Regions from separate parts of the Homo sapiens genome. Here region 1 is linked to region 2. A link is a loop called in an ENCODE intact Hi-C map of the cell type or tissue named here. Cell type or tissue: endothelial cell of umbilical vein. All regions are shown on one strand. Each heading gives the region's core, and the rest is flanking DNA. Links, peaks and the distances in the headings are about the cores only. Region 1 overlaps LOC105376223 (a long non-coding RNA gene). Region 2 overlaps RGS3 (regulator of G protein signaling 3).

Evidence for each region. A loop is a pair of places that touch in the nucleus more often than their neighbours do. Peaks named below come from ENCODE experiments on the same cell type or tissue, not always from the same donor. Only the 100,000 strongest peaks of a DNase experiment are listed, where the experiment ranks them.
Region 1: it touches region 2 in a loop (3-fold over the local background); 1 of 110 quality-filtered maps calls a loop at or near these places.

Annotation. Positions count from the first base shown.
Region 1 is chr9:113,672,990-113,678,354 of GRCh38, reverse strand. All of the region lies in intron 2 of LOC105376223 (a long non-coding RNA gene), which reads right to left. Among named protein-coding and RNA genes, the nearest start is that of ZNF618, 200 kb to the left of the region's middle. In endothelial cell of umbilical vein, for the core only: no CTCF peak of the experiment used is centred there; DNase peaks (open chromatin) are centred at 2,724 and 3,714; H3K27ac peaks cover 2,228 bases.
Region 2 is chr9:113,498,699-113,504,063 of GRCh38, reverse strand. The region is part of intron 8 of RGS3 (regulator of G protein signaling 3); the gene reads right to left. Among named protein-coding and RNA genes, the nearest start is that of RGS3, 38 kb to the right of the region's middle. RefSeq lists enhancers at 1-97, 98-740. In endothelial cell of umbilical vein, for the core only: no CTCF peak of the experiment used is centred there; DNase peaks (open chromatin) are centred at 965, 1,075, 1,335 and 2,683; H3K4me3 peaks cover 2,818 bases; H3K27ac peaks cover 3,844 bases.

The DNA of each region.
Region 1 (5,365 bases), core at 81-5,080, 170 kb before region 2:
AAGAAAAAGAAAAAGAAAGGAAGGAAGGAAAAGTAAGAAAAGAGAAAGAAAGAGAAAGAAGAAAGAAAGAAAGAAAAGGAGGGAGGGAGGAAGAGAGGGAAGGAAGGAAAGAGAAAGAAAGAAGGGAAGGAAGAGAGAGAAGGAAGGAAGGAAGGAGAGAGAGAGACAGAAAGAGAGAGAAAGAAAGAAAAAGAAAGAGGAAGGAAGGAAGGGAGGGAGGAAGGAAGGGAGGGAAAGAAAGAAGAAGGAGGAGAAGGAAAGAAGAAAAAGAAGGAGGAGGAGGAGAGGAAGGAAGGAAGGAAAAAGAAGGGAGGGAGGGTGGGAATCAAAGGGAAAGGATGTGCAAGAGCCCGGTGCCATGAGTCAGGAGACATTGGCTCCAGTGCCAGTTCTGCCCAACGACGTTGACTATGGTCTTAATTTCCCCATCTGTACAAGAGGTTGGATGATGTTAGTGTTTCTCAAAATCTATTTCATAAAACAACAATTCTATAAGTGCCCCCTCACAACAAGAGTTTCTGGGGTTCAATAACTCTAGGAAACACAGCCTGCCTTACCCCCTTTTGGTGATGCCCATTTGTATATTAAAGGCCCTGAGAAGTCCTGCAGAAGAGAAAACTCTTCAATCTTCTTACTAGACTGTAAAACCCAAGCAAGGATTTTTGTCTATTTTATTCCCTTGCGTGCTCACAGCCCTTAGAACACTGGTATGTAATAAATAATCAATATCTGTTGGATGAATGAATAAGTGAACTTTCTTCAACCCAGCGTTCCCCAAACTTCTATCACAGAACCTTTTTCTATTTCTCAGAGCAGCCCTAGGCATCCCTGAAATGCAGCCCTCCGAGGAACTCGCTGACTGGAACTCTCCACTCTGTCCGACCTTCTGTACCAGGTGCCTGTCTGTGGCGCTTCAAGCCCATGCAGCAGGTCTGGGGTCTGGACACGCTCACAGGGCACACAGCTGTGCTGCAGTGGAAATGGTGTCAGCTCCTCTCTCGGGGCATTCACGGTTTTTGACACCCACGCTTAAGTGCTTTTGTGGTTCTGAAGACGGAAGGGTAGGTGCCTCAAACAAGGGGCACCCGGGCCCTCCAGGAGGGCTCTCCAGCCCTTCCCCAGGATGCAGGATTTCAGCCACAACCCAGCTCACATCAGAGCACATGGGACATTGTGAAACACCAACCAGCTCCCACATGCCAGCTTTCACTCCTCCCTCTCTCCCAAGGCTACTCTTCAAAAGCACCACTCCCAGCTGTCCATCTACGTGGCCCCTGCAGGGGCTGAGGGCCGTGGGCTTTGTGTGCCCAGCATTCTCCTCTCTCACTTGTTCTGGTCCCTTTGGGCAACTCCAGCTGTCTATCCGGCCTTGGCAGAGTGTCTGTCATGATCCCCACCTCCACCTGCCCCCCCAGGAGCCAGAGGGGACAGCGGATGATCCAGGCTGGACATTACGGCACCCATTGCCCTTGACTCCACAGATGTTTTTAGGGAAAAGACGCCTGACCAGGCAAAAGCAGTCAGAGGTTTCCCTGCAATCAATGGTGGGAAATAGGGAAAAAGAAATCCTCTTTCCTCTGGATTTGTGGCGCCAGGAGAAGGTAGGTCGGGGCTGCTGGTGACTCACTCAGCTGACACTTTACAGCACAGAGCTGAGCAGAGCCAAGCGATGGAGGGAGATGCCCAGATGACCCTGTTTGAGCCCCTGCTGTCAGCTAGTTCCACCCATCTCCCAGGTCGGTGACTGTAGCAGGCTGGCGACCGGCTGCCCCAGCTTCATTTCTGATCCCCTTTCCTCTGGCTTCTCTTATAGAGGCAGAAACTGCTCACAGCTCAGTTTTCCAAGCCCTGATGAAGCTAAGGGTGCCCTTGTGAACCAGCACAGCCAAACTGTGTCACTTGGCCACCACACTCCACTTTCACACCTATCCACACCACCCAGTGCGTGGTGCCTTTGTGGCTCCTCCCAGAGAGAGGTAGAGTCTATTTCTCCACCTTTTTTTTTTTTTTTTTTGAGACAGAGTCTCACTCTGTTGCCTGGGCTGGAGTGCAGTGGCACGATCTTGGCTCACTGCAACTTCTTCTTCCCAGGTTCAAGTGATTCTCCTGCCTCAGCCTCCCAAGTAGCTGGGATTACAGATACGTGCCACCACGCGCAGCTAATTTTTGTACTTTTAGTAGAGACGAGGTTTCACCTTGTTGGCCAGGCTGGTCTCAAACTCCTGACCTCAAATGATCTGCCTGCCTCGGCCTCCCAGAGGGCTAGGATTACAGGCATGAGCCACCATGCCCAGCCTATTTCTCCACCTTTAATCTCAGCTGACCTCACGACTTTGGGGCAATAGAAGGTGGGAGGAGTGACACTGTGCCAGGCCTGAGCCTAGGTCTCAAGAGCTTTTGGATATGTCTGCTCCCTCTGTTGAACCCCAGCCCAGTCACCATGTGAGCAATCCCAGGCTAGCCTGCTGGTGGAAGGGAGACATCCCAGCAGCTGACAACTCGCCAACACCAGCCACGTGAGAGGGCCATCCTAGATCGGACGGTCCCAGTGGAAGACCAGTCTTTCACAGACACATGACCGAGCCCAGCTGAGATCAGCCAAGCCAGCCTCAAATCAGCAAAACTTCCGAGCCAACCCATAGACTCATCAGCGACAATGTGTGGTGGTTTTTAGCTGTTAGGTTTGGGGATGATTAGTCACGCAGAAACAGATCACTGATATAGAAACGTCATCAGAACTGGCTGTGGACCTCCTTCCATTTTTCTATTTTTGTTCTTTTCCTTCCTATGAGTAAGGGCTAGGAATTTGCAGCTGCCTCACAACCTCAACAGACCAGGCTGGGGACAATGGGGCAGAAAGAGAGGAGGGGTTGCTGAGCGTTCTCTCCTGCCCCGGACTGCCTGCCTCTGAACTTTTTTTTTTTTTTGAGACAGAGTCTTACTTTGTAGCCCAGGCTGGAGTGTGGTGGCACAATCTAGGCTCACTGCAGCCTCCGCTCCTGGGTTCAAACAATTCTCCAGCCTCAGCCTCCTGAGTAGCTGGGATTACAAGAACGGGACACCACACCTGGCTAATGTTTGTATTTTTAGTAGAGATGGGGTTTCACCATGTTCATCAGGCTGGTCTCAAACTCCTGACCTCAAGTGATCCACCCACCCCGGCCGCCCAAAGTGCTGGGATTATAGGTGTGAGCCACCACGCCTGGCTCTACCTCTGAACATTATGTGAGACAAAGAAAACCTTTATTTATGCCAACCGTAGTCAGAGTTTTTGTTCGTAGCCAAACACATTTCTGATACAATCAATAAATTACCTTGCTTGCTTAAGCTAGTTTTGAGTTGGATTTATGATCTTAACCAAAACAGCCCCTTTGTGTATTCCTGTTCATCAGTTCCTTTTGTTGGGGGGTAGCTCTATAACATGTAGTTTTCACAAAACACAAGGTTTAAGAAAATGTCATTTTTCATGGCTCTTCTGATTGCTCTTTAGCCCACAGACAGAGGGACCACATTGGTTTGGGGTCGCACAGAGAAAACTCAGAAGCAATGCTATGGTGTTTGCAGTATGAGGGCTACACATGTTGGAATATTCCCAGGTGAGAAAAGTAACAGGTATTCTCGTAGAGGCCTCCAAGGGGTCGGAAGACTACTCCAGGGATCCTATTTCTCAGGTCTTTGGTGGTGCCTCGTGCTGAGGAAGCAGTGCCTGGCCATGACCCAGAGAGTGAGTAATTGAGATACTCACCAGAAAAATCTCGCTTTGCGAATAGCCCACTATGTCTTCTGAAAGTCCAGGTGACTGACAGTTTTGTTTTGTTTTGTTTTGTTTTGTTTTATTTTATTATCTTATCTTTGAGACAGAGTTTTCACTCTTGTTGCCCAGGCTGGAGTGCAATGGTGCAATCTTGGCTCATTGCAACCTCTGCCTCCCAGGTTCAAGCAATTCTCCAGCCTCAGCCTCCCAAGTAGCTGGGATTACAGGCCCCCACCACTATGCCCAGCTAATTTTTTTTGTATTTTTAGTAGAGATGGGTTTCACCATGTTGGCCAGGCTCATTTCGAACTCCTGGCCTCAGGTGATCGACTCACCTTGGCCCCACAAAGTGCTGGGATTACAGCTGTGAGCCACCACACCCGGCCTGATAGTTTTATTTTAATTGTCTCCTGCATAGCTCATCTCTGAGAAACTTTCTCTGTCTGGTTCAGAGTAGGAAGGAGCACAGAAAATGTCTGTCCAGTGAGGGAAGGAACAGAGAGTTTAGTTAAAAAGGACGACATTTCTCTCTCTCTCCGCTGTTTTGTGACACACACACTCTCTCTCCACTCTCATTTTCTCCCTCTCTCTTGGGAGCACTGAGAAGCAGATGAGCTCCTGCTCCTGCCCCTGTTGCTAGGTGATCCCCCCAGTGCTCCTGGGAGCTAAAAAATGACTCATTCACGAAGCAAAGATTGCAAGCTAAACATAGGAGGATACATCAGAACAGGGCACAGACTCTGCCTTAGGGAAGCCCGCAGCCTGCGGGAGCACAGGTGTGCAGACAGATGATTACAAGGCAGCGCTGAGTCCCTCAGAGAAGAACACACAAGCATGAGTCCAGATGAGTAGCCCCAAGCCCAGCCCACGGCAGGGTGGGAGCAAGGATGCTCTCCCAGAATACGCAATGCCCATTGAATCTCTGAGGTTAAGTAAGACTTCATGAGAAAGAAGCGCTGGTAAGAGAAAGAAATACCATATGCAAAGATGCACGTCCAGAAAGCAGCTCAGTGATTCTGGGGGCTCCACATGACCCAGAACAGCGGGGAAGAGGGTTGAGGACAGGAGCAGCCTCTCAGGGGCTGACTGCGGGGCTGAGTGCTGCTGGCTAACATAAGTCCCCTCACAGCCTTTAAAGGGGACCATCTTCTGTCTATAGCAAATTCCCCCAGGGAAGGACTCTGATGGACCCACTTTGGTTCACAGGCCCATCCCTGAGGCAGGGGAAGAAGCAGTGGTTTTCAAAACTTGGCTACATTTTACTTATTTATTTATTTATTTTGAGATGGAGTCTCACTCTGTTGCCCAGGCTGGAGTGCAGTGGCATGATCTCAGCTCACTGTAACCTCTGCCTCCCAGGTTCGAGCAAGTCTCGTGCTTCAGCCTCCCAAGTAGCTGAGACTACAGGCACCTGCCACCATGCTCGGCAAATTTTTGTATTTTAGTACAGACCATGCCTGCTCAAAACTCCTGACCTGGCTGGGTGAGGTGGCTCACACCTGTAATCCCAGCACCTTGGGAGGCTGAGATAGGCAGATCACGAGGTCAGGAGATCGAGACCATCCTGGCTAACACGGTGAAACCCCGTCTCTACTAAAAATACAAAAAAAT
Region 2 (5,365 bases), core at 96-5,095:
TTCCCACCAGCCCCGGGCCTGGATTCAAAGCAAGTTTGTAAAACAGGAAACCTGACAGACAAGGGGAAGGGGGAGGAGGCAGGAAAATACCCCGTTCCCATAAGAATTCTGGGAAAACACGCAGCTAAGACAGGAAGAGAAAAAAATGGAAAGAAAGAAAGAAAAACAAACGCGGGTACGAGTGTGGAAAGCTGGGGGAAAGGAGCAGCCACTAGTTGCCGGGCCCGCCTGAGGCCAGGGAAGACGCCAGGAGCCTGGCCCCCTCCATGGAACCAGCGGGGATTTTTTAGGGGCCTCACAAGCCAACCCTCAACCCAAGCACAAGCTGGGGTCCCAAAGCCTATCCAGCACTTCCCCACCCCTACCCCATCCAGGGCCAAAGCCCCCTGCATAGAAAACCCATCCCAGCACCCTGGGCTCTGGATGGCCAGTTATGGGGCAGTAACTGGAGAGTGGGGTCTGGGGAGGAGTGTGCTCCAAGAAAACAGCCTCCTCCTCCCACACCCAGACCCCACATCCAAGCAGGACTGTGGGCTGGGGGCCCCTCACCCTCCTGGGCACCAGCTTAAGAAGTGCCAGCCCAGACCACAGTCCAAGCCAGATGGGAGTGTGAAGGAGGGGAAGAGGAGAGGGTGCCGGGAGGCAAGCTCACCTCCTAGCTCGGAGGAAGCAGAATTACACTCTGTCCACCATGATCACTGACCACATTGAGAGGGTAGTGTCCAAAGAACCTGACCATCCCTGCAGCCCCTAGGGGAATGAGTATGCCCATTTTACAGACAAGGAGATAAGACTCGAAGTGCCACCCCCTCCACCCTCCGGCTCTCAGCCCTGCTCTGACCTGGAGGTGAAAGGAGCAGCCCTGCCCCGAGGCCTTGGCGGCTTCTGACAGAGCCTGTCCTTCCTGCGGGTGGTTCTCGCTCTTTCCTGTCCAGGGCAGGAACAGCCACTGCTCCCAGGTCTCACCCATGCCAGCCCCTTACCTCTGCTCTCCTGTCTAGTTTCTGTTCCTCTGTCCTGCCTAGACTGTAATCCCCAAATTCTGCCATGTATTAAACACCTCCTAGATAAATATGCACAGCAGACACTGAGCCAGGCTCTTCACACACATCATCCTATTCACTCCCATGGCACCATCGCTGGATTTCATTATCCTATTTTACTGACTAGGAGATAAAGGCTCAGAGAGGAACAGTGACTTGCTCAAAAGCCACAGCTAAAGAGGAACAGAGCTAGATTTGAGCTCAGACCTGACAAAAAGCTTGCTGCTCTCAATTCTGCACTGGTTTCTAACACAGAAACCATCTTGAACTCTGAGTCCCTGAGCCCTAGGTCCAGCCCACAATTGCTCCTGGCCCCACTCTGACAGCCAGCATGCCCAGTCTTCTAGCCCATAGCCCCAGGGTGACCAAGGACTACTAGATGTCCCAACCAGTGCTCTCTCTGTCTCACCACTCTGCCATCCAGACGCTAGTGTCGCAGGGGCTGCTTTTCCCAGCCCCATGAGGGCAGGAAACACAGAGTGGGGCCTGAAGGGCAGAACCTGAGAGCGGGGGAGGGCTAGAGAGAAAACACTGGATCCCCTAGCAGGCAGGTGGGGGGGCAGGGACCCCTCTGGGCATCTCCCTGGGACCTAAGCACTGCCAGTCAGAGGAGTCAAGACCCACAGTCCAATCTGGTCATTAAAACAAATAGAGGGGCTTCTCTATGTGATTTTTTAAAATCAGGACAATTTCAGAACTCCCTTCCAGATTAGATATCACTTGCCTTCACCATCCCTAACCCCATTCCTATTTTATGAGAAAAAATGGCCCATCACAGTTCTAGAAGAGGCTCAGGGGAGCTAATGGGATCATAATGGCCCAGTCTTCCCCCTTTCTAAGACCGGAGGCTAAGAGGCCAAACCCTCACTGTAAAGTTGGATTCCAAAGCCAAAGGAATCCTGAGCCATAGTGAGGCATCAGCAGTAGGGGAGAGGAAAGTTATACATATGTACATATACACGAAAACACCCGATCTCACATATGAGCACGTGCCAACATACACGCACAGGGGGCAGAATGGGCACTGCTGTCCTGTCAGAAGCAGGAAAAGTTAGCAAAAATACAAACTCTGCTCCCAGCTGCTCAGCAACCATGGCATTTTCAATCTCACACCCACAGCCCCTCCCCAGATAAAAAGAACAGAAAGCTAGCTGGATTATCTCACCAAAAACACCACCCAGCCAGTGGTTAGGACTCCATACAGAGCTGGGCCCTAAAGGGGCCTTGGGTCCAGCTCCTGTCTCTATCCTCCTCCCCATATCCAAGTGAGCCTGCAGGGAGCAGGAAAGGTCAAAGAAGACCTTGTGAGGAGCGAGATCCTTCTCAGATGGTCCCTCTACCCCTATCCCTGAACACCCCACAGGCTCCCCACAAGAGGCCAAGCACCCACCTGGCGGTAGCGGCGCTCCGAGCACACCTTGCAGAGCCCATTGAAGCGGTTCATGGCTGCGGGTCCTGCCTCGGCTGCCGCCCCATGAAAACCCAGCTCTCCCCCAGCAGCGGGAGCCCGCACTGGACCCGTCAGCCTGGCATGAGCACCCTGGGAAGCCCGCCCCACAGAAGAATGGCAGGAAATCACCTCTCACCTCCCCAAGCCCTGTCTGTGCTGTGTGCCTCTGCACGATAAGCCCGAAGGCTTCCTGAAACCTCAGAATGACAAGGAAGAGGGAGAGTTTTATATTAAAATTCCTGTCAACTAGTTAGTATTCCCCGGGCCCGGCGGGGAGAGGGCGCCTTTGTTCTGGCTGCATTCTCCGCCATGGGCCACTTTGTGATTCCAATGTTCTCACAAACACCCCTCACTGGAGGAGAACCCAGGCAGAAAACGTGGCTGCTCTATAACAACACCTCCTCCCCCTGCAAGTCCCAGGGACCCTGCTAGAAATCCAGGAGACTGCCCCAGCCTAAAGAATCCAAGGATACCTTGGGGGGGTTTGCACTCACAGACATCCCATCTCATGACAGGGAACATAAAACATTTGGAGTCTGAAGACCTGCCTGCCACTTGGAAACTACTTAAAAGTCAGTTTCGGCCAGGCGTGGTGGCTCATGCCTATAATCTCAACACTTTGGGAGGCCAAGGCAGATGGATCACTTGGGGTCAGGAGTTCAAGACCAGCCTGGTCAACATGGTAAAACCTTGTCTCTACTTAAAAAATACAAAAATTAGCTGGGCGTGGTGGCAGGCGCCTGTAGTCCTAGCTACTTGGGAGGCTAAGGCAGGAGAATCACTTGAACCCAGGAGGCAGAGGTTGCAGTGAGCTGAGATCATGCCACGGTACTCCAGCCTGGGTGACAGAGAAAGAGTCTGTCTCAAAAAAAAAAAAAAAAAAGTCAATTTATTTGTCCTTTGTCCATGGAAGTGGTTTGCTGTCAGGATCTGGTGATACACATGGACCATAAAGTCAAATGTGGAAGGGATTTCCAGGTCATCAGACAACCCAGCGTCCTCATCTTACTGACAAACAAACTGAGGCCTGGAGAGGTTATGGTCAAACAGCAGGGCAGTGTGGGGCTAGGACCAGAACCTGGGTCCTATTTCTTGCCTGGCAGTCCCAGGATAGCATCCTGCAGAGCAGCGCATGGTGAGCCCAGCTGCTTTTGCCCATCTCAGAGCCCCTGGGGAAGCCCAGCCACACACTCAAGTCCTTGATGACAGAGGGTTCCTTGGTTCAACCCAGCTTTGGTTGCTGTGTGACTGTGGGCAGGTCACCCAGGTTTCTGGGCCTCCATCTCCCCACCTGCACAGCACAGGAGCTGAAGAGATGGCCTCTGGGGGCTCTCCCCCGGCCCCAACCAAGCCTCTGAGAAGCACACCCTCTTTGCTGAGTCCCACAGACATCTCTGAGCACATAAGTTCAGGAAAATCCAGTGCACCTCAGAACAAGGGGCTCAGGGCCTGTGTGCAGAATCCAGCACGCAGGAGGACTTTACAAGCCACCAAGAAACCTGTGATGTTGGAGGAAGCAAACTTACGGTGTTGATGCCCATGTAATTTCCATGAATCACGAGGGAGGCCCCCTGATCACCATCCTCTCTGTGCTTGGCAAGTAGAAAGAGAGGAGGAAAGGTCTTTGCAGTTCCCCACAGAAGCCAGAGGAAAGCTTTTCAACTAATGAAACCACAGAAAACAAACCTGACAAGTTACTCCTGGCAAGTTTCTCTGTCTAACCCAGTCGCAGCTAGACACATGTGCCAGGTAAACTGAAATTACTTAAAACTAAAGTTGACACTCAGTTCCCCAGTCACACTAGCCACTAAGTGCTCAATAGCCACAGGTAGCAGGTGGTCACCACACTGGCCAGCACAGCTCTAGACTGCTCCATGGGGCAGGGCCTTAGACAGGTCCAGAGCTGCATCCCAGCACCCAGCACAGGGCCCAGCCTACATAGGTGGAAATATTTAATGAATGATGAATGAGTGAATGACTTGAGTCAGTGAACGTGAAAATGTTTGGTAGATTGTAATACGCCGATATTGTGTAATACGTAAAATACTATTAGGAACTACAGCAATGTCTTATATTCCCAGCTAGGCCATGCACAGGAGGCAGTGTGCCACAGCACACTGAAAAGGTGGCCAGCCCTCACTCAGAGCCTGCCTTCACCACCTGCCAGCTGTGTGGCCACAGAGAGGGCCTAATGCTCTGAACCATGTATGTCCCTCTCATCTGTGAGATGCGGAAGTAACAGCTGCCTTAGAGCGGGCAGTGAAGATTAGGTAACAGCACCTGGTATACAGGGGCTAATGAATTGCTGGGAGTTTGTTTCTCCTTTTTTTTTTTTTTTTTTTTTGAGATGGAATCTCGTTCTCTTGCCTAGGCTGGAATGCAGCGGTACAATCTCCGCTCACTGCAACCTCCACCTCCCAGGTTCAAGCGATTCTTCTGCCTCAGCCTCCCAAGTAGCTGGGACTACAGGTGCACACCACCATGCCTGGCTAATTTTTGTATTTTTAGTAGAGACATGGTTTCACCATATTAGCCAGGCTGGTCTCGAACTCTTGACCTCAAGTGATCTGCCCACCTCAGCCTTTCAAAGTGCTGGTATTACAGGCATCAGCCACCGTGCCCGGTCCTTTTTTTTTTTTTTTTTTTTTTCAATTGAGACAGAGTCTTGCTCTGTCACCCAGGCTGGAGTGCAGTGGCATGATCTCAGCTCACTGCAACCTCCGCTGCCTGGGTTCAAGTGATTCTCCTGCCTCAGCCTCCCAAGTAGCTGGGACTACAGACGCCCAGCACCATGTCTAGTTAATTTTTTTGTATTTTTAGTAGAGACAAGGTTTCACCGTGTTGGCCAGGCTGGTCTTGAACTCCTTACCTC